Linked DNA regions of Homo sapiens: regions 1 and 2 are each linked to region 3. A link is a loop called in an ENCODE intact Hi-C map of the cell type or tissue named here. Cell type or tissue: Caco-2. All regions are shown on one strand. Links, peaks and the distances in the headings refer to the core of each region. The heading gives the core; the rest is flanking DNA.

Evidence for each region. Peaks named below come from ENCODE experiments on the same cell type or tissue, not always from the same donor. Only the 100,000 strongest peaks of a DNase experiment are listed, where the experiment ranks them.
Region 1: it touches region 3 in a loop (6-fold over the local background); 6 of 110 quality-filtered maps call a loop at or near these places.
Region 2: it touches region 3 in a loop (3-fold over the local background); 2 of 110 quality-filtered maps call a loop at or near these places.

Annotation. Positions count from the first base shown.
Region 1 is chr18:9,821,032-9,828,742 of GRCh38, forward strand. The region is part of intron 5 of RAB31 (RAB31, member RAS oncogene family); the gene reads left to right. Among named protein-coding and RNA genes, the nearest start is that of TXNDC2, 61 kb to the right of the region's middle. In Caco-2, for the core only: no CTCF peak of the experiment used is centred there; a DNase peak (open chromatin) is centred at 4,680.
Region 2 is chr18:9,729,789-9,737,499 of GRCh38, forward strand. All of the region lies in intron 1 of RAB31 (RAB31, member RAS oncogene family), which reads left to right. Among named protein-coding and RNA genes, the nearest start is that of RAB31, 25 kb to the left of the region's middle. RefSeq lists an enhancer at 4,814-5,313. In Caco-2, for the core only: no CTCF peak of the experiment used is centred there; a DNase peak (open chromatin) is centred at 4,543.
Region 3 is chr18:9,872,887-9,880,597 of GRCh38, forward strand. It overlaps the pseudogene PIGPP4. Among named protein-coding and RNA genes, the nearest start is that of TXNDC2, 9.2 kb to the right of the region's middle. RefSeq lists a cis regulatory region at 4,023-4,840. In Caco-2, for the core only: no CTCF peak of the experiment used is centred there; DNase peaks (open chromatin) are centred at 4,175 and 4,545; H3K4me3 peaks cover 421 bases.

The sequences.
Region 1 (7,711 bases), core at 3,312-5,811, 52 kb before region 3:
TGTAAGCACTGCTCTAGCTGCATCTCATAGGTTTTGATATGTTGTTTTTAACTAATCTCAAAATATTTTCTAATTCGTGTTCTAACCCATTGTTTATTTAATAGCATATGCAATTCCCAAATTTTGACTTTTGATCATTTCTAATTTAATTCCATTGTAATCTGAAACATACTTTGTATGATTTTAATTATTTTACATTTATTGAGGCTTGTTTTATGGCTTAGTATATGGTCTGTCCTGGGGAATGTTCTAAGTGAGCCCGATGACACTAAGTTTTTAAGACCTATTTTTACACTTGCTATTCTCCCTTAGAGAGAAAGTCTAAGGTTGAGGGCCCTCTGCAGACAAGTGTGTCTAACTAGAGTTTAATTATATTTTGTCTTTATCATATTTATTTTTTAGGATTACATTCTTTTTATGATAGTTGACACTAGTGTTGCATTTATGACAGTGATATCATATTTCTTTTAAAATGTTAAAAAAGTTGATTTATGCACATGACATGATTATCTACACAGAAAAGCCCAAAGAATCTACCAAAAAAGTTCTAAAAATACTAAGTGGGTTCAGCAAAGTTGTGGGATACAAAAGCAACGTGGAAAAATCAATCAGATTTCTATATATTAATACTAACAATAAATATGCAGAAACTGAAATTTAAAACACGATATTCTTTACAATTGCTCCAAAGAAAATGAAATACTTAGGCATATATTTAACAAAACATATATAGGAGCTGTATGCTGAAAAGTACAAAATGTTGATGAAAGAAGTCATGTAAGAGTTGAATAAATGGAGAGACATATTATGTTTATGAATTGAAAGTCTCAACATAGTAAAGATGTTCATTCTCTTCAAATTGAGTTATAGGTTTAAATGAAATTTTTGTCAAATCTTAGCAAGGTTTTTTGTAAACATAAATAAGCCTATTCTAAAATTTATATGGAAAATCACAGACACTGAATAGCTAAAACGATATTGACAAAGAAGAATATAATGGAAAGAATCACTCTGTTCTATATGAAGGCTTACCATATAGCTACAGTAATCGAGACAGTATGGTATTGGCAGTGAGACGGATGCATAGATCAATGGAACAGAATAGAGAACCCAGAAATAAATCTACACAAATATGCTCAATTGATTTTTTGACAAAGATGCAAAGGTAGTTCAACAGAAGAAGCAATTCAACCAATGACCTTTTCAACAAATAGAGTAATCGGACATCAATAGGCAAAACAAAAACAAACCTCAACCTTATATAAAATTAGTCTAAAATGAATCACAGGCTTTAATGTAAAATGTTAACCCATAAAACTTTTAGAAAAACTTCTAAAAGAAAATAAATTTAAAGATCTGGGGTTAGGCAAAGAGTTCTTAGACTTATCATTAAAAGCACGATTCATATAAGGAAATACTGATAAATTAGACACCCTTAAAATTTAAAAACTTAAAAATATTTGCTCTGTGAAATATTGAGGTGTGAAGAGGATGAAAGACAAGCTACAGACTAGGAGGAAATATTTGCAAACTATATATCTATAAGGGACTAGTATGTAGACTATATAAAGAACTCACAAAATTTACATGAAAAAATTTGAAAATGGCAAAAGACATAAACAGACATTTCACCTGAGAGAATAGGAAGATGGTGAGGAAGGATATAAGGCGACGTTCAATATCATCATCAAACCTATCAGAATGGCTAAAATAAAAATCAGCGACAACACCTAATGCTGGTGAGGATATGGAAAAACTGAGTCATCCATACGTTGCCGGTGTGAATGCAAAATGGCACAGCCACTCTGGAAAACAGTTTGGCAGTTTCTTATAAAACTAAACGTGCAGTTACCATATGGCCTGGCAATCACATTCACGGGCATTTATCCTGGAGAAATGAAAACTTATGTTCACACAAAACCTGCACATGAATATTCATAGACACGTTATTTGTAATAGTCCTAAACTGGGATCAGCCCAGATGTCCTTCAGTTACGAATGGCTAAACAAACTGTGGTGCATCCATACCATGGACTACTACTCAGCACTAAAAGGAGGCAAACTGCTGATACACACAGCTCGAAATGCATCTTCAGGGGAATTGTGCCGAGTGAATGAAGCCAGTCCCAAAGGTTTCACATTGCATGGTTCCATTTATATAACATTTTAGAAATAGAGGATAGATTACTGATTGCCAGGGCCTATCATAAGGGGAAGTAGGGGTGGGGGACGGGGAGGAAAGTGGGCATGGGTTTGAAAGAGCAACATAAGGGACCCTGTGGTGTCGGCACTGCTTGGTATCTTCTCTGTGGTGGTGGACACAGGAACCTACACAGGTGGTAAAATTGTATACAGCTTAACTCACATACATAAGTGCATACAAGTAAAACTGGAGAAATCTGAATAAGATAGAATGCATCAATGACAATGTCCTCTTTGTGATATTATACCATAGTTTTTCAAGATGTGACCATTTAGGGAAACTGGGCGAAGTGTATGAGAAATCGCTTGGTACTGTTTCTTACAACTGCATGTAAACGAATCTACGGTTATCTCAGTAAAAAATCTGATTAACAAAAAGTTGATTTAGATAAAAATAATAAATATTGGAACAGTCAGGTGAGGGTATGTGTGATACATATGCATTATATATATTATATACACATGGCAAAAATTACAAAGGGGGATGTATTTGACAAAAATTTTGTAAACACACTGGGCCAAATGATTAAATTAACCATCTCCAGCACACCTAAGGTACAAAAGATAAACAGGGTAACTGTATTAAAAATTCCCATTTAGGAAAGAGGGAAGGGGAAGACTGCTGCCTGGGTCTCTGCCCAGAATGTCTGTCTCCTGTGAGACAGGAATAGTCGGTAAGTGATAGGGCCTGGGAACCTAGTGGGCACCGGCTTGTTGACACGTTTCTATGGTGGGGGAATCGGTTCTTGGTCAGCAATCTGGCTGCTCCAGATTCTGCCTGCTGATATAACTTTTCTGGGGAGTTAGCCAAACCTCTAAACCCCAGACCTTATTCAGAGCTTGACCTTCTTTTACTCTAATCCCAAAGTACTTTGCTCTCCTGTAATTCCCAGAAAACTGTATTTGATTTTTAACTGAGGGTTGTAGCAGGACAGTATGTAGATATGTGTGTGTAGATATGTGTGGATGTAGATGTGTTTGTATGTGTGTGTGTATGTGTGTGTGTAGATGTATGTGTGTATGAGTGTGTGTGTAGATGTGTATGTAGATGTGTGTGTATGTGTGTGTAGATGTGTATGTGTGTGTAGATGTATGTGTGTATAAATGTGTGTGTAGATGTGTGTATAGGTGTGTGTGTGTAGATGTGTATGTGTGTGTGTAGATGTATGTGTATATGAGTGTGTGTAGATGTGTGTGTATGAGTGTGTGTGTAGATGTGTGTGTGTAGGTGTGTGTGTGTTGGTGGAACTGATCTCATCCAACACACTTTGGTTGTGTAAGCTTGTCAATTCTTGGAAGGAGCTCTGCCTGGCCTATTTTGAGAATTTGCTGGATGGAAATGGAATTCGCCCTCCAACCTTGGCTCAGCCCACTTAAGGCATTTGAGTGCAGAAGTACTTGGCAGAGATGCCTGTTCAGTGTGTTTCATCTTCTTGCATGTTCCAGAAGATGGTATAAAGGTCCGCCCCACTCCCAGAGTGGAAGGCATTCAGAGGCATCCGGTCAGGTACACTCAGGATTTTTAGCTTGGATTTTTTTCTAGGTTCCTGATCTTGGTGAGAGATTTTCCTATCTTGAACAACCCTAAACAAAATCTCCCCTGCTCAAATTATTGTGAAACTGAAGTAATGTATGGTCCCTCTGAATTTGAGGCATGAAAGCAAAGTGGAATGTGAGAAGACTGTCCTGGACTTGCACAGAGTAGGTGCTCAGGGGTGTAACCCCCCGTCCTTCCTGCCGCTCTTCTCCCTCCCCATGAATGTTCTGGTCACAGCTCCCAGGGGTGGAGAGTGTGCAGTTCCTGGTGGGGCAGGCCATTCTGTTCTCTCCACCATCTGCTGATGCTGGAGTTAGGCTTGCACAGTTGGGGACATTTAAGGGATTGTCAGAGTTGCAAGAAAATAAGAACCTCAAATGGATTGAATCCACAGGATCTGGGGTACCAGCTGACTTGCCTGGTCAAGATGGCAGGAGAACCTAGTCTGTGTGCGAGCTGGGGCTGGCAGCAAGTTTCTGAACAAGTAGCACATGGCATGGGGCTAATTCAAGGTCTGTGCTATTCTAGGACAGCAGATTGGCCTAGGGTCTAAATAGAAAAGAAAGCTTTGTCTCAGAAAGTCTGGAGAGCCCTACAGGACGCTGCATGTCCTTTTCCTGGGTCTGGTGGGAAAAACAGGGCAGTTGAGTCTTGCAAAGAAAAAAAGAGAAATAGGTTGTAACCTTGCCTCAGTGGTTTTAAAAGTTTCATGAATTCAAGAAACCATAGTGCACTTGTTAAAAATTCCAGTTCTAGGAACCAGGTCCAGAGATTTTGATTCAATAGGAAGAGGCAGGCAAGGGTATGTGCATTTTAAAAAGTGATCCTTTTACAAGTGGTCCAAGGGTCATTCTCGGAAAAGCATTGCTTTCGTCAGTAGGAGTTTATGGTAGAGAAGAATGAGGAAGTCCCAGAATCTATCCTGGCATCTGTACAGGTCTCTAACTGCAGGCTGCACTGTCTGGGCTTCTCTCTTGCCCTTCAGGCTTCCTGGAGAATGAAAACAATGACTCATCATCTTTCAGGATTCAAAAGTGTCACCCATTATCCTAAGCAAATTAATCCAGGAACAGAAAATCAAATACTGCATGTTCTTACTTATAAGGGGAAGTAAGCATTGGGCACTCACGGACATAAAGATGGAAACAGACACTGGGAGCTTCAGAGGCAGGAAGGAGTGGGGGACAGTTGCAAAACTTCCTCTTGTGCTCAGTACGTGGGTGACAGAATCAATTGTACCCCAAACCTCAGTGTCACCCCGCATACCCATGTAACAAACCTGCACACGTACCCCTCTGAATCTAAAATAAAAGTTGAAATTATTGGCTGGTCAGGGTGGCTCACACCTGTAATCCCAACATGTTGGGAGGCTGAGGTGGGCAGCTTACCTGAGGTTGGGAGTTCAAGACCAGCCTGGCCAACATGATGAAACCCCCCTCTACTAAAAATACAAAAATTAGCCAGGTGTGGTGGCACACGCCTGTAATCCCAGCTACTTGGGAGGCTGACACATGAGAATTGCTTGAACCCAGGAGGCAGAGGTTGCAGTGAGCTGAGATCGCACCACTGCATTCCAGCCTGGGTGACAGAGCGAGACATTGTCTCAAAATACAAACAAACAAACAAACAAAAAAGTTGAAATTATTTAAAAAAACACACACACAAAACACAAAAGTGACACCATTGGCCCTTCATCTTTAATCTCTTCCAAAGCATTTCCAGGGCCTCTCTGCCCCCTTTCACACCCCACATTCATAATCACCAGGAGAAGAGATGTGATTGGGTTCAAATTAATATGAGGCTACCCTATTTAGCTTGGATCTTTTTCTAGGTTCCTGATCTTGGTGAAAGATTTTCCTATTTTGAACAACCCTAAACAAATTCTTCCTCTGCTCAAATTATTGTGAAACTGAAGTAATGTATGATCCCTCTTCTGGATGGTTCGACTCCCTTATATCCAGCCTGTGCTTGGTTGCCTTTGGCTTGGGTAAGGGGTTAAGGGTACCTGGCTTTGGGACCTCTGTGAGAGGACCTGCAGGTATTTCAGGAACCATTTGCTTTAGGGCCATGTGGCCAGGATCCTCCGCGAAGGAGGGAAGGTCAGAGGAAGAAGAGCATATCCTATCCCACCCTGGCCCTTAAGCAAGAATCACTCCCTCACACTTCCTCTGACAAGCATGGGCAGCCTTGACCTATAGCTGCCATAATAAGTCATTCCTTGGGAGAAATTACTCCAACCCCATACATTCCGCATAGCAGGTTCTAGTTCTACATTTCTTCTGCTTGATCTTGTTTTCCTGATTTTGAATTCTTGGCTCTACACAAATCCCCTTTGACTCTTCCCAATTTGAAACTCTTTCAGGCTTTCCTGGTCATTTTTGGACATTGGCCTTCATTTCATGGCTTCTAATGGAACTGCTTTTCAAGCTCAGGGGTCTCCTGTTGGCATTTCCTTGAAATTCCACCTCTCACTGGTGTATTTAGGGCCACGAATGAATCAGAAGGATGAGGGAGGGATCAGGAAGTGCCGATGGGAGAAGACCCCTCAGACCTAGTTTATTTTATCTTACAAGTGGTAGCAGTGGGAAGTTACCCAACAACAGTGACGATGGGGGCTGGGTTGGGAAGTGGGAGAACTTTCTTCTCAGAGGTGGTGGGTAATGACCTTGAGATGGCTCTGCTGTCACTGGCTGCCTCTGCCTAAGATTCCTCCTACCCTCCCCATGAATACAACCCAGGAGATGCTCAGGGGCTGTTCTCATGCACTCTCGCCTCTTCTGAGGGATGGAATCATGGTCTCTTAACATCTTACGGAAGCACTCTGGTGCCTCTTACAGAAACATTGGGAGGGATGGGTGGGACTGCTGCCAGGGAGTCCAGAATTCCTTCCTGGAGTAGAGGTCATACACCAAGACAAAGGGCATCTAGTGTTAGAAGTGAAAATAGGGTAGGGTAGGAGGAAGGAAATTAGTCCTATCAGCTCTCAGTCATTTGATTAGCAAATACGTTTTGACGGTCCTTTTGTGGCAGCAAAGTGCTGTGAGAATAGAAAAGAGACTGTCTTTTCCTTTGAGCTATTAATGTTTACTTCTATTTGGGCAGCCAAGAAAGGGGGTGGGGAAGTATCTGATGAGCAATGTAAGACTGTATTTAATGAAGTTCCAGTTGGTCTGATGCAGTCCAGAAAGGACAGAGGGGTTCAGGAAGGGGAGAGGTCAGAATCATCTGTTGTGACTAGGAAAGGCATGGGACGACATGCGTCCCAGGTGAGGTATGTGCCACAGGCAGTTACGGATGTGTTGGAGGAGGAAATTCCAGGAAGGGGCAAGATCTGGAACGAAGGCCTGGAGGTGGGAGCGAGCTTGGCACGTGTTGGCAGGGAGGGGCCGTCAAGAATATCTACCCTGCGCCTGCCCTGGGGAATAGTGGGAAAGATGGCGGGATGGTGTGGGTCTCAGAAGCATGCAGAGTGGGTGGGCTCGATGTGCTGGCCAGGATGGTGCCCGCCTCGGCTTCCCCATTGCCAGGCAGTCAGAACACTGTTTTCTTCTGAGCCTGTTGTGGCCCCAGGCTCCTCCTTAATGCAATGCCTCGGGTAGTCACTACCAGTTAAAGAGATCAAACCTATTGGCCATCCTCCAAGGAGGCTGTGGGAGCCGTTCTAGTGTCTTGAGTAAGTGTGTGATTCATGCAATTTCCTGTGCAATCTATAGCTGGAAACCAGGGTGAGCCTGTGCTTCCATAGTGTACACGGTCAAGTTAGAAACACCACCAGCCATCTCCTCACTTGTTTTACATTTTTGGATAAAGTTGTGGTTTTTAACAGATTAAAAATATATTTGGAGATAAATACTTTTTACTAAGAATAATAAATTTACATTGCTTTCATCTCTTCCATGTGACTCTAAAACTCATTCCAGTCTTGATAGTGAGCCACAGTTGAGTAGGGGAGTTTCTTAGAAATTATACAAA
Region 2 (7,711 bases), core at 3,312-5,811, 140 kb before region 3:
TCTATGTTCTATTAAAATTTTAATTAATTTCTGAATTTGAGAAAAATCAGAGCCAGTAGTGTCCGAATTATGAATTTACCCCTGGTTGTTTTTTTACTCTTCTCTTGATGTACTTCTCACACACTGCATTCTGTTGCATAAAAAGAATAACATGGTGTTGAATGACAGATCTAAAGATGGACATTTGTCTATGTGGTAAATACGTGGTAGATTCTGGGTGATTTTTCATATGCTTCATATAAAAAATGATCGTACATAAAATAACTTTTTTGGAAGGAACATAATCTGAGCCATTCAGATACAACGAAATCCAGCTCCTCTCTATAGCATCGCTGTGGGTGTAGCTAAAATATGAGATTTTAAGTTTAAAAACAACTTCTGCATGTTATTTGGAAATATTTTTTACTAATTTCTTACGCAGCCCAAAACTTAATGGGCAAATTTAAAATACGCATTTAGTGTCTTAGTATTTTACAAAGTCCTTCGAGCCTCACCTTATCTTTTTTTTTTTTTTTTGACACAGAGTCTTGCTCTGTTGCCCGGGCTGGAGTGCAGTGGCATGATCTTGGCTCACTGCAGCCTCTGCCTCTCGGGCTCAGACAATTCTCCCGTCTCAGCCTCCCAAATAGCTGGAATTACAGGCATGTGCCACCATGCCCAGCTAATTTTTGTATTTTTTTTAGTAGAGACAGGGTCTCACCGTGTTAGCCAGGCTGGTCTTGTACCCCGACCTCATGTGTTCCCCCATGTTGGCCTCCCAAAGTGCTGGGATTATAGGCATGAGCCACCACACCCGGTCCTCACTGTATTTTTGAAAACATGGTTACAGAATTAGTTGCATGTGGAGAAGCTGAAATGCTATATGTAAATCCTCTTTCCTGATTACCAGCATTCTCCTAATGCAAAGTGTGTGAAGTGACAGCAGAGAAGATATCAAAGGGTTTGGTGCTTGGGACATTCTGTATTGTCAATGTGAGATGCCCAGTGAGATGGAAGTTCTGCACAGGGTGGCTGGGCGGCAGGCATTCATTTCCGTAAGCCTCTCTCTTTCCTCCTATATGGTATGTGATGAGTTTGGGGGAAAGCATCTGCATTTAAGCTCTGTTCTGGTGGAGAGAGGGAAGAGGTCTCAGTGTTTATCGTCTCCCATGAGTTGAGTGTGCAGGATCTGTAGCCAACAACTCTTGAGTTTTGAGAGTTCCATGTGAGCCTCACTACATGCTAAGTCAGAACCACAGGGTGAGTGAATGCTCTTTCTCTGCTCCATCTGGCTTCTGTCTTCTTAACAGCATATCTGCTGTTTCACATAGCTGCATATCAAGCCAGTTTTTTGTTTTTGAGATGGGGGTTCTCACTGTGTTGATCAGGCTGGTCTCGAACTCCTGGACTCAAGTGATCGTCCCGCCTTAGCTTCCCGAGTAGTTGGGACTACAGATATGTGCCCAGCTACAAGCTGGCTCTTTTATTTTTGGGGCAGTTTAACCACTTGGCATTGTCAGGTCTTCCCTAAGCTTCCCTTGGTCTTTTCTTCCATTTTGCTGTTTTTTTGGACATTAAATAATTTATTACCTCTACCAGGTGCTTGGACAGAATAAAGTAAAAGAGAGAATCGTTATGTTAGAAAATTAACTTGTGCAAGGTGACATAAAATTCTCTCTGCTGTTGATTCATCCATGCTGGCTTTGCCAGTGGTCATGAGGGTAACCAGTGATTCAACTGTATGGGAGGGAATCTGCCCTTTCTGAGTGGATCTCACAAGGTGATTCCTGTGTGATGATGTAAAGATGAGAACCTTTCTGGGAATTTGCTTTTTTTTTTTTTTTTTTTGAGGCAGAGTCTAGCTCTATCACCCTGGCTGGAGTGCAGTGGTGTGATCTTGGCTCACTGCAGCCTCTGCCTTCCGGGTTCACGATTCTCCTGCCTCAGCCTCCTGAGTAGCTGGGATTACAGGCGTGTGGCACCACGCCCAGCTGATTTTTGTATTTTTAGTACAGACAGGGTTTTGCCATGTTGGCCAGGCTGGTCTCGAACTCCTGGCCTCAAGTGATCTGCCTGCCTCAGCTCCCAAAGTGCCTGGATTACAGGCATGAGCCACCATGCCTGGCCTGAATTTGCTTTTTATCTATGATAATAAGCTCCTCACCCAAACAGATAGGAATTGAACTCAGACAAATTTTAATGTGCACACATTTGCAAAGGTAGGCTTGCATTTTTCATTCACTTTCTCTTTTATATATTTACATGCGCAGAGGACAAAATGCAGAAGACACACAGGATGAGCAGCGAGAAACGATGCCCAGCCTCCGTCTCCCTCAGCTCTGCCACTCCTCTCCCCAGGGGCACCAGTCACTAGTAATGCCCTCAGAGCTCTTGGGTTCATCCAGCATGGGCTCTGCTCTGCCTATGCAGGTACCAGACCATCTTCGTCCAGGGGGACGTGGAGTCACACGCATGCAGGCAACAAGGAGAGGGCCGGTCACCGGATGAGGCTGGGCCCCTGGGGCAGGGGTTTCATCAGAGCCCTAGGTCTGCTCTGTCTCCAGAGAAACCTCCCCAGAGGCCCAAGTCCTGCACCCACTGCAGCAGGGCAGGGCTGTAGCCAGGTGAGCAGAGGGCAGAATCCTCCCCTGGAATACATTAGACCCTGTGGTGACATTAGTTCATGCTCAGTGCTCTGTTCACAATCTCTGGTCCTCACAACGGCCCTGTTAGCGGGTTAGGTGTGGGCATGCAGTGAGGTGGGTCCTGGAACTTGTACCCAGGCTTGTCTGACACCAGAGCCCATGCTCTCCACCACAGCCGTGTCTCCAACCTCTCCCTAGTGCTTGGTGCTACTGCAAGGACTTCTTTTTCCTTCTCCCCTTAACTGTCATGATAAAGTGACAGCATCTCAGACAAATTTAAAAATTCCCTGAAGGAATCAGCTGGTTGGCGCTGAACTTTGCAGGGTGCCGTGAACACCCTGGGCTGGAGTCTGAATGCATTGCTTTCCTCATGCAACAGTATTGACTGAGCCACTGTAAACACACAAGAGTTTTGCTGGGTGCTGAGTGTATTGTGAGTTTTCATCGTCTGTGCTAATGCTCATCTTACTGAGCATAATAACCTGGAGCATGACCTATATTGAATTCACTTGGTGGTTGCTGCAGGATGCTTAAAGGAATGAAACTTGAGGGTAGGTTAAGGGAAGCAATGGTGATGAGCTGAGCTTTCACCAGGTGGCACCTGGCTCTGGATGCTGATGTGTTTGGATCAGTGGTAGAAAACAAGCAAATAGAATGGCGAGTTAGACAGTTTCCACTGCGCACAGCACTTGGGTGTTTTCCATGCTATAAATCTTTATTTTTTCCACTTTGGTTTGAGTGGGATCACTTCCATTGGAGCTAATCCAGAAATTGCTAATTCAGTGGGAATTGTGAGTCTATAAGTTAGGAATAAATTGAGCTTAACATGCAATATATTGGAAATGATCCTAGATCCTGGATCCTTCCTCTTCCCAAACAGTGAGCTGTGAGGGAGTCACTCCTCCCACCAGGTTAGAACCATCCGACGTGTGCAGATGTGGCATATATGGTGTATGTTCTGAGGGACAAAATGACGACCCCTGACTGCAGTGTGGCTCCAGCATTGCTTGCTTCCAGGCTGACCAGGGACAGGTGTCCTGGAAGATGGCTCTTCCTGTTCCCAGAGCTGTCCCACCCTTCAGTGTCCACAGGCATTCTGGAAGCCCAGGTTCTCCTTCATTCTGCTTAATAGCTCGGCCTAGAATTCTCATTCGTATTCTGTGCCTGGAGACCCAATCCAAACTCCAAGCCTCATTCCATTTTCCTGGGCTCTGGTTCCCTCCAGGATTCGGTCCACAGGTGGGTGTGGACAAGACTGCTGGGACCACGGCCTTGGTTCCCTGCTCTGTTGATGAGGTTCTTGGGCTCAGACACCACCTGCAGCCCTTCTGCAGCCAGCCTCTCCGTTGCCTGCAAACCCTTGCCCATCCTTCCCTCAAGACTCCCTCAGAGACATTGTACCGTTGTTTTCTAGTGATCCTTGAAATTTGATGCAGTAGCTCTTAGAAAGAAGAGACTAGAAAAAAAATAGGAGGCATGGTTACTGGGGAGGGGGGGCTTGGTTGGTAAAAATAAGTGAATTTTGCTGGCATGGGTCAAATTCCTCCCAACTGAAAAGAGGGGAGTATCTATTAATACAAATGTAAAGAGGGGAGAAAATGTGTTCTGTTACATGGGAGAGGCATGCCCTGTAGTCAGGAGCCTGTGTCCAGTTATGTGAGATGGAAGCTGGGGGGCAGGGTGGCGGGGAGGAGGGAGGGAGGGAGGGAGGGAGGAAGGCTAAACTAAGGTCATGCACTCAGGTCCTCAGGTACATAAGAGCTAGTATCTATCGCACTCTATATACTGACACTGGACGAACTCCTTCCCTGCACTGTCACAGCCCTGTGAGGTGTTGCTCTTCCTGTCACTATTGTGCAATTGAGATGGAAGCCTGGAGAAGTTAAATACTTGCTCAGGGCCCCGCAGCCAGTAAGTGGCAGGACCTGTGCTTACCTCCTGGCCTATGGACTCCAGCGATTGTGTTGTGAAGCCACCACACCCGCTGCCTTTCCTGAACACGGACAGGAAGCGTTACATACCTAACGAGGAGAACATGGGCAAAACCTTGCGAGTTTAAGTTGTGAGTGAGCTAAGGGTGAGCCGAGAGGATGACTGTAGCCAAGCCTGGCAGCCTGGGGAGCCTATCTGCAGGTGTGGAGGGGTGAATTGTTAGTGAAGGTGAGGAACAGCAGAAAGGAGAGGCAGGCAGGGTGCAGAAAGGATCCCGGATACGATGAACAAAGCGGGGCCCGAGGAGCCACCCCTGCGGGGGAGCAGTGGGGTGGGGAAGGACTCGAGTCTCTGGCGCCTCAGCACTGTGTGCCAGGTGAGAGACAAGTTGTGTGTGGTTTTATTCTTTCCATATCCATTTCTTTTTGTTTGGTTTTGTTTTTAAAAAGTATTTAGCATTTAATGAACCTCCTTCCCTGCGGCTGCAAGCCACCAGCACACAGGCCCCCCAGCATTCTTAATCTTCTCAGCTCATCAGAATTGGGCCTTCATGATGACAGACTGCTTTGGGAGCTTTCCCTTTCCCAGAACTTTATAGTAGCCCAGTTGCACCACAGCAGTGATGGGAGGAGCCTCTTGGTGGTGGCGGTGGTTTTTTGTTGTCGTCGTTGTTGTTGTTTTGTTTTTTTTTGAGATGGAGTCTCGCTCTGTCGCCCAGGCTGGAGTGCAGTGGTGCAATCTCGGCTCACTGCAACCTCTGCCTCCCGGGTTCAAGTGATTCTCCTGTCTCAGCCTCTCAAGTAGCTGGGATTATAGGCGCCTGCCACCATGCCTGCCTAAGTTTTGTATTTTTAGTAGAGACGTGGTTTCACCATGTTAGCCAGGCTGGTCTCGAACTCCTGACCTCAAGTGATCCGCCTGCCCTGGCCTCCCAAAGTGTAGGGATTATAGGTGTGAGCCACCATGCCCGGCCCTCAGTCTTGTTTTTAGCAGCATTTGCCTGTGTCTGCTCACGGATCATAGTCCACAGTTTGTCAAAGTTGACAGTTGGGCTGAAGCTCTGTTTCCTCTTTAAGTGGTAATGCCTCACACCAGCTTTCCCACATAACCTGGGTGACATTTGTCAAAGTTGATCCTGTGGTGGTGCACACCACCTGCATTACCACAGCCTCCACGGTGCTTCCGCACTCGGTGATGTGGCCATGGCCGTGGCTCGTGTGGCCCTGAAGTTTCCGGCTCTTCCTCAGTCTGGATGGCATGTCAGACAAAAGAGGAAGATTTCTACAAAGTCTCTTAAGGTATTGAGCACCTATTTCTCCTTTTAAAAACGGGCAAGCTGAGCACAGTTGTGCATGCCCATAATCCCAGCTACTTGGGAGGCTGAGGTGGGAGGATCGCTTGAGCCCAGGAGTTTGAGATCAGCTTGGGCAAAGGGGAATTTTTCTTTCATTATCATTTTGATGTAGAAAATCAGTAACATCTTCTTTGCCAATATGAAAACATGTTTTTCTTTAAGCAGAGTCTTGCTGTCAGCCAGATTGGAGTGCCATGGTGAGATAATAGCTTACCGCAGTCTTGAACTCCTGAGTACAAGGGATCCTCCTGCCTCATCCTCCTGAGTAGGTGGGACTACAGACATGCACCACCAAGCCTGGCTAATTTTTAAAATTTTTGCAGCGATGGGGTCTCACTAGGTTGCCCCGGCTGGTCTGGAACTCCTGGGCTCACACAACCCTCCTGCCTGAGCCTCCTGAGTAGCCGGGATCACAGGTGCACACCACCATGCCTGGCTAATTTTTCATTAAAAATTTTTTTTAGAGGGTCTTGCTAGGTTGCCCAGACTGGTATTGAACTACTTGCCTCAAGTGATCCTCTCCCCTCAGCTTCTCAAAGTGATGGGATTACAGATGTGAACCACCATGCCTAGCCTGAAAACATTTCCTTTTGATTCTAGCATTTAGATCCTAAACCTAAAACCGTTGCCCTAGAATTGCGCTGCCCACTTTTGCTGCTGATCTTATTCCCTGTCCAGACCTTTGAGGACCAGAGTTGGTTGGGCCTCCCTCCCAGATGATGCTCAGGGTACTGGATGCTGGAGTGCAGGGACTTTCTCTGGTGACTGTGGGGAAGCCCCTGCCCTCTCCCCTCCCTTTTTTTTTCATTTGTTGATTGGCAAAGCTGAGATTTCCCAGTGTATGTGAATTTGGTTTGGTTCATTTGTAAACCCCTTGACAACTCTGTACATCAGAATAATGGCATTCCTCTTGGGAGTATTTTGTAATTATTTGCTCAGTGTGTAATATCCCATTAAATATCCAAAGTCAATTCAGCAAATGTTTATTAATAATAAGATTTGCCGAAAGCAAGAGAAGTCTTAAGTGGGTTATGCCTACAGTTTCTAGAAAGCCTTCAGATTGTGGTGGTAAAAAAACTTGGCTTTGTAAATTTTGTGTAATTCGTATTAGAAGATGCTAATTTATTTTAAAAGCACAGTACTCTTTTGTGGTAAATTTCCAAGTTTGCCCCTGTCATTTGAAAAGCTTTTGGTGTGAGTGTTTTCAGATGTTATTGGGTGGTAGGGGCAAGGACTCGTTATTTTTGTTTTCAAATATGTATTATCTCTTTCAAATAGCTATTAAAATTTATTATGTATTTGCACTTATAAATGTTTTATGTACCAATTTAAAAAATGGATCAATAGATTTCTGTGTCTAGCAGAGAATCGATTAATGAGTTTTGAATAGTGTGCCAAGGTGACTCAGCTTTATGACTTTCCATGGATGACAGATTCTGCCCCTGCGACAAGGTCAAGCCCATAAAAATTCCAATCAGATACCACAAAAAGCACAGTTTCATAGGTCAGTTTAATTCTATAGCAGTCTTTTTTGTCAGCATAGCTGGCGATTCCATCTGTTTTAATTTAAGATTCACCCCAGCCATGCCTCTGTAGCAGGTGACACGTGCACACACACACACACCCCCACACCCACACACTGTTTCCTTATGTAACATACATGATGTAAATATGTAATATAAATGTATAGTTATGTAGAATATAAATATATTTACATTGTAGTAGAGGCTGAGTCGGTGGTATAATAGAGCATCTGCAATTCAATATTTAGAGTATAAAGCTGTTTTTCCTTTGTGAAACC
Region 3 (7,711 bases), core at 3,256-5,755:
CCTCTCCAAGCACAATTTCTTAGCACTGGCCTCTATTCTCAGATGACTGCTCACTGCAAACACCTGTGATGCTTTCAGGGTGGTTGTGGGGACATGCAGGGCCTGTGCCTAGGGCAAGCAGAGGTGCCAGGCTTACTGCCCCTAGACAAAATGTTCCAATGAAGTCTAGAGAGTTGGCATTACTCCCTCCCAGCTTGCCTTTGGTGTGAGCTTCAGTTGTACACAGTGGCAACTGACTTGATCACCTTCCAACTCCCCCTCCAGTGTCTCCTGGGATTATCTCCCAAATAAACTACTTGCACTCAAATTTTTGTCTTAGGATCTGCTTTTCAGAGTTTAACTAAAGTTTATAATTTTTTATTCAGTGATGAAATAAACAATAAACAAAACAACATGGGAATGCCATAAATGCGTATTGCTAAGAGAAAGAAGTCAGTCTGAGAAGGTTGCATACTATATTATTCCATTTTGTGACATTCTGGAAAGACAAAACTATAGAGACAATGAGCAAATCAGTGGTTGCTGTGGGTTTGCAGAAGGATGAGGGCTGACTAGGTGAAGCACATATTTTTTTAGGGCTATGAAACTATTCTGTATGGTACTGTAGTGGTGGTTAATAATACCATCTATTGGCTGGGAGCAGTGGCTCATGCCTGTAATCCCAGCACTTTGGGAGGCCAAGGTGGGCGGATCACGAGGTCAGGAGTTTGAGACCAACCTGGCCAACATGGTGAAACCCCATCTCTACTAAAAATACAAAAAATTAGCTGGGCGTGGTGGCAGATGCCTGTAATCCCAGCTGCTCAAGAGGCTGAGGCAGGAGAATCACTTGAACCCAGGAGGCGGAGGTTAGAGTGAGCCAAGATAGTGACATTGTACTCCAGCCTGGGCAACAGGAGTGAAATTCCGTCAAAAAAAAAAAAAACCCACAAAAAACAAAAAACAAACAAACAAAAAAAAACCCATCCATTTGTCAAAACCCAAAGGACTCCACAGCACAAAATAATATATGCAAATTTGAAAAAAACGACCGACAGAACAGGGTTCTAGGATGAAATGAAGATTGTGACAAAAGAATATACAGTCATAGCCTGGGTAGCATAGCGATACCCTGTCTCTACAAAAAAAATACAACAATTAGCCAGGCATTGTGGTGCACAACTGTAGTCCCAGCTACTTGGGGGACTGAGGTGGCAGGATTGCTTGAGCTTGGGAGGTTGAGGCTACAGTGAGCCTGTGTTCACACCACTGCACTCCAGACTGGGCAACAAAGTGAGACCCTGTCTCAAAAAAAGAAAACAAAAAAGAATATACAGTCATGCATCACTTAATGACAGGGATACATTCTGAAAAATGTGTCATTAGGTGGTTTCATCATAGTGTGAACATCATAGAGTGAAATTAAACAAACGTAGATAGTACAGCCTATTGCTCCTAGGCTATAAACCCCTAGAGCATGTTACCATACTGAATACTGTAGGCAATTATAACTTGATGGTATTTGTGTGCCTAATCCATACCTAAACATAGAAAAGATGCAGTAAAAATATGCTATAAAAGATTGAAATGGCCGGGCGTGGTGGCTCACGCCTGTAATCCCAGCACTTTGGGAGGCAGAGGCTGGCAGATCACCTGAGGTCAGGAGTTCAAGACCAGCCTGGCCAACATGGTAAAACTCCGTCTCTACTAAAAATACAAAAATAGCTGGGTGTGACGGTGGGTGCCTGTAATCCCAGCTACTTGGGAGGCTGAGGCAGAAGAATCACTTGAACCTGGGAGGTGAAGGTTGCAGTGAGCCGAGATCGTGCCGTTGCACTCCAGCCTGGATGCCAAGAGCGAAACTCCATCTCAAAAACAAAAAAAGTTAAAATGGTACATCTTCATAGGGCACTTTCTGTACATAGGAAGTTGCTCTGGGTGAGTCAGTGAGTGAGCGGTGAATGTAAAAGCCTGAGACATGCCTGTACATTATTGTGTACTTTATAAACACTGTACCTTTAGTCTACACTAAATTTATTTTAAAAATAATTTTGCCATGACATTAGGGCAGCCATGATGCCACTAGCTAATAGGAATTTTTCAGTTCTGTTATAATCTTATGGGACCACTGTTGTATGTGCAGTCCATCACTGACCAAATGCCATTATGTGGTGCATGACTTTAACTATATTACAAATGTGTGATATAACTTCACTGAAGGTGTCAGGAGAAAGAAATGCTGATGTTAAGTAACTTTGGAAATGCGGGAAACTATAAAACTAAAGATAAAAGGAACTATATGTACAAGCACTGTGCTCCAGTTGATAAAGTTGCTAACCGTGGAGGTACAGGTTAACTATCCTGAAACCATTCTACATGCATATTGGGATTGGGCAAATAGGTAAATGGTTGGTGGATGATGGGAACCAAGTCACTTTTGGAGTAGAAGGTTACAGACAAGCAAGAGAGAAAGGCTGAAAGGAGCCACGTGGTACTGAATTAGACTTGAGGACATCGGTATGAACTCATGTTTGGCTTAATATAGATACTGATAGGCAGATATAGAAGTAATTATAATTTGTGTATATGCAAGGGTTACTATATATACATATATATACACATACATATATGTATATACTTCCTAATCATGTTCACGGGGAGGGTCTAGAGACAATGATACCCAGCATCAATGAACACACCTAGCCTAGGTCTTGGTTTCTAAATACTATTCTCCAGTTTTAAAAAACCTAGAAATGGATGATTCTATGGCTCGGGCAGTGAATATACAGGATGAACCAGGAGTATCCTGCAGAGCCAGAAAGTAAGGAAGTGCTTACAAAGCAAATCAGCAGGTATATATCAAATAGGACATAGAAGCCATCGGAAAGAGCTCTCAATGACCAAAGCTGACAATTTGAGCCGAAAATAAAAACATAGTATTGGATTATAACCCAAAGTACAAAATAAACATCCATAATCGGCCGGGCACGGTGGCTCATGCCTGTAATCCCAGCACTTTGGGAGGCCGAGGCAGGTGGATCACAAGGTCAGGAGATCGAGACCATCCTGGCTAACACAGTGAAACCCCGTCTCTACTAAAAGTACAAAAAATTAGCCGGGCGTGGTGGTGGGTGCCTGTAATCCCAGCTACTTGGGAGGCTGAGGAAGGAGAATCGCTTGAACCCAGGAGGTGGAGCTTGCAGTGAGCTGAGATCGTGCCACTGCACTCCAGCCTGGGCGACAGAGTGAGACTCTGTCTCAAATAAATAAATAAATAAATACCCATAATCCACACTGATATTAATATATAATCGAATTAATAAATTTTGGGGGGGAGGCAAATATTCCAAACAGAAGAATTCCAAATCATTTCTGTGGCTACTCCTCCCTCAAAGAAGTAGAGCATAATCTCCACCCTTGGGCATGGGCTGTGCATGGTGACTTCCTTCCAAAGGGTACATACTATAAGGAAACGGTAAAATTATTCACAGTAAAATCATTCACTCTGGAGAAACCTGACAAACACCACCTCAGCCAAGTGGTCAAGGTCAACATCATCAGTGATAAGCAATGTTTGATAGTATCAACCCTTGATATGTTTAATTTGTGATGAAGTTGATGAAAATGACACTTTCCCTCTGTGGTCTTCCTTCTAAAAACATGTAACCCTGGTCTAACCATGAGAAACGCACCAGACAAACCTCACTTGAGAGACATTTTTCAAAATATCTGACCAGTACTTCTGAAAACTGTCAAGACAATCAAAAAAGGAAAGTCTGAGAAGCTGTCACAGCTGAGAGAAGCCTAAGGAAACATGACAATGAAATATAACTTGGTATCCTGGATGGGGTCCTGGAAAAAAGAAAAAAAGGATGTTGGGGAAAAACTAATGGAATCCAAATAAAGTATGGGTTTTAGTGAATAGTAATATGTCAATGTTGGCTCCTTAGTTGTGACAAGCATACCATAGTAATCTAAGATGTTAACAGTGGAGAAAATTGGATGTGGGGTGTATGGGAACTCTGTACTATCCTTGAAACTTTTCTATGAACATATGTATTCTAAAATTAAAAGTTTATGTAAAAACGCATTATTATGCCCAAAGGGCTGCTTCTCTCTGGAGTAAAGATTGGAAGGAATGTCAGAGGTAAGGGACAGCCGCCTGTGTGCCCCAGTTAGTACTGTAACTAGGATAGAGAGCTTGGGGTTAAAACTGCCCCCGGAGAGTTAAAGAAACAATGACTAACAGAAATTCTTGGGCTTACAAGATAGCAGATAAGAAAAGAAACAAAGTTTAAACTGAAACTACGCCCCAAAGAGTAAGAAACCAATGACTAACAGAAATTCTTGAGTTTGCAGGATGGCAGATAAAAAGAAACCATTTGTTGAAATGCTGACACTCCCTCAGCTTGTGAGATTTCAAAACTGGCTGAAATCGGTTGGAACCAAAATGGCCAACTGGATTTTGCACAGAACAGGCTTGCTGATGTCACAGCCCATGTTTCCACCATGTGTTTCATACTAACTCCCCCTGAAATTTATACACGCAACTCATGAGGTGGCAGTTATCAAGAGATAACTGTGCATGTCCGAGGAGTTTCCAGACCTCCCCTTTCCTTCCACCAATTATCTACTAATCCCGGAATCCACCCCCTAATCCTTTCCTGATAAGATTACCGCCTTGAAGCCAGCACAGGGAGACAAATTTGAGCTGGGCTGGTCTCTTTGCTAGTTGACTTGCAATAAAAAGCTTTGCTTTTTCATAGTATTGCCTTCTAGTGCCTCAGACGTTACCCTTTTTTACTTGATAATAGGGTTAAGATTCTTTTACCTCCAAATCTTAATTTGGAGATATGATTTCTAGCAGGGCTCTTTTCTTACAAAATTCCACAAAATGCACCCACTTTGCATCTTACTGTGTTGATTAGTGGTGATCCATATTAAATTTCTGCCTCCCCATTGCCTATCCATTAGGCTAAATAACCAAGAGTCTGAATCTTTATAGGGAGCATATTTTTATTATTCCACAGTAAATTGGTGGGCACTGGAGTATATGTAGTACTAAAAAAAAAAAGCCCTTAATGTATAAACATGCTCTCTTTAACTCTCTGAGATGGTTGAATTTTTAATAAGGTAGCAAAAGGAGTGAATTGCAGACTAACTTCACTTTAAACTATTTCCTCGTATTAGAATTCTCATTGAATTAAATCCTCCAAAGTTTTAGTACTATAAATAATAGTACTAAAAAAATTATTATACAATAAAAATATTATTGCTATTACTATTATTACTGATTTGGGGCTGTAAAGGAGGCAGTCTCAGAATCAAAAGTTCAGAAGTTTATATTTAAATATATCACCAGGAGAAATCGGAAAAGAGAAAATGATAGATTTGACTACACAAAAATGGAAGCATCTATGTATTGTTCCCAAAATATCATCAATGAAATTAAAAGGGAAACTGAGAAAAAACTATGACAATGACTGGTAAAAGGAAATTATATATAAGTACATATGCTAAGAAAATTAATATATATGGATATGCCTTCCCTTCAAGAAATATTAAGCAAAGGCCATGATATAGCAATTTGTAAAGAAAGAAATGGAAATTGATGATAAATATTTTTAAAATTTCAATAAAGAAATGCAAATTGTTACTAATAACATACTAATGTTCAGTCAAGAAATGCAAATTGTTAATAATGACAACTTTTTTGTCCATCAATTGCACTTTAATACCTTGCTGATAGAACAGCTTTTCTTAAGAACATTTGGCAATATCTATCAAAAAGTCTCTGGAATGTCTGCTAATTGATCTAGGGATTCCATTTTTATAATTTTTCTAAGAAGAAAATTAGTATGTGGAAAGACTTCTTCATAAATAAGTTTATTACTACATTGTTTATAATAGTAAAGAATCAAAACCAACTTTTACCCACCAATAGAAAATTATTTAAATAAACTATAATTCATCCATTCGAAAGAACACTAATCAGCCATTAAAAATGGTTATATAGGTCAGGGGTTGGCAAACTATGGCCCATTGGTCAGCTGCCCTTTTTTGTAAATAAAGTTTTATTGGGACACAGCCGTGCCCATACATTTATGTACTGTGTGTGGCTTCTATATCTGCTGCTAGTTTGCTAGGGCCGCTGTAACAAACCACCACAAATGGGGTGGCTTCAACAACAGAAATGGATTGTCTCACAGTTCTGGAGGCTAGAAATCCAATCGAGGTGTTCTGAGAGCTGTGAGTGAAGGATCTGTTCCAGGCCTCTCTCCTTGGCTTGTAGATGGCCGTCTTCTCCCCATGCCTCTTCACATTGTCTTCTCACTGTGCATGTCTGCGTCCACATTTCCCCCTCTTTATAAGGATATCAGTCATACTGGATGAGGGGCCCCACTCTACTCTTATATAACTTCATCTTAACTAGTTATATCTGCAATCACCCTATTTCCAAAAACGAGGTCACATTCTGAGGTACTGGGGATTAAGACTCCAGCATATGAATTTTGGGGGGGCACGCTGAACCCATAATAGCTGCTTTCGTGCTACTGTTTCATGTGTTCATACTCAACAGCAGAGTTGAGTAGTTCTGACAGAAGTGTGGTCTGTGAAGTCTGAAATAGTTATCTGCCCCTTACGGAAAAACTTGCTGACTCCTGCTATAGGTGAGCATGTTTTGACATGAAAAATACTCAAAATCTGTCCTAAAGAACATTTATTTATTTACTTATTTATAGACAGGATCTTGCTATGTTGCCTAGGCTGGACTCCAATTCCTGGGCTCAAGCAATCCTCCTGCCTCGGCCTCCAGCATAGCTGAGACTACAGGCATGTGCTATCCTGCGGGGCCAAAAACATTTATTTTTATGGTAATATAATATTTCACTTATTCTGTTCATTATTAACTAATATCTGAGAACATTTACAATATTAATGAGACTTAATCTAGGAGGAGTTCAAATTAATTTTTTTTTTTCTTTGAGGTAGAGTCTCACTCTGTTGCCCAGGCTGGAATGCAGTGGTGTGATCTCGGCTTACTGCAACCTGCACCTCCCGGGTTCAGGCGATTCTTCTGCCTCAGCCTCCTGAGTAGCTGGGACTACAGGTGCCCGCCACCATGCCCAGCTAATTTTTGTATTTTTAGTAGAGACGGGGTTTCACCATGTTGGCCAGGCTGGTCTTGAACTCCTGACCTCAAATGATCCACCCACATTTGAGTGCTGGGATTACAGGTCTGAGCCACCATGCCTGGCCTAAATTTATTTTTCTTTATGTCTCAGTACCATCTAAATAAGAGAGATAGTCAAAATAATTATGGTCAAACTTATGATGTCAAAAACATAAATAAGTGGTTGGTGTTAGCATGTCTACATATAGTTCAGTTTTTGCTGTAAGGTTCTTTGGAGGCCAGATGCAGTGACTCATGCTTGTAATCCCCACATTTTGGGAGGCCAAGGCGGGTGGATCACCTGAGGTCAGGAATTTGAGACCAGCCTGGCCAACATGGTGGAACCCTGTCTTTACTAAAAATACAAAAATTAACGGAGTGTGGTGGCGGGTGCCTGAAATCCCAGCTGCTTGGGAGGCTGAGGGAGGAGAATCACTTGAACCCAGGAGGCGGAGGTTGCAGTGAGTCGAGATCACGCCCCTGCACTCCAGCCTGGGTGATACAGTGAGACTCTGTCTCAAAAAAAAAAAAAAAAAAAAAAGTTATTTGGCTGCAAGA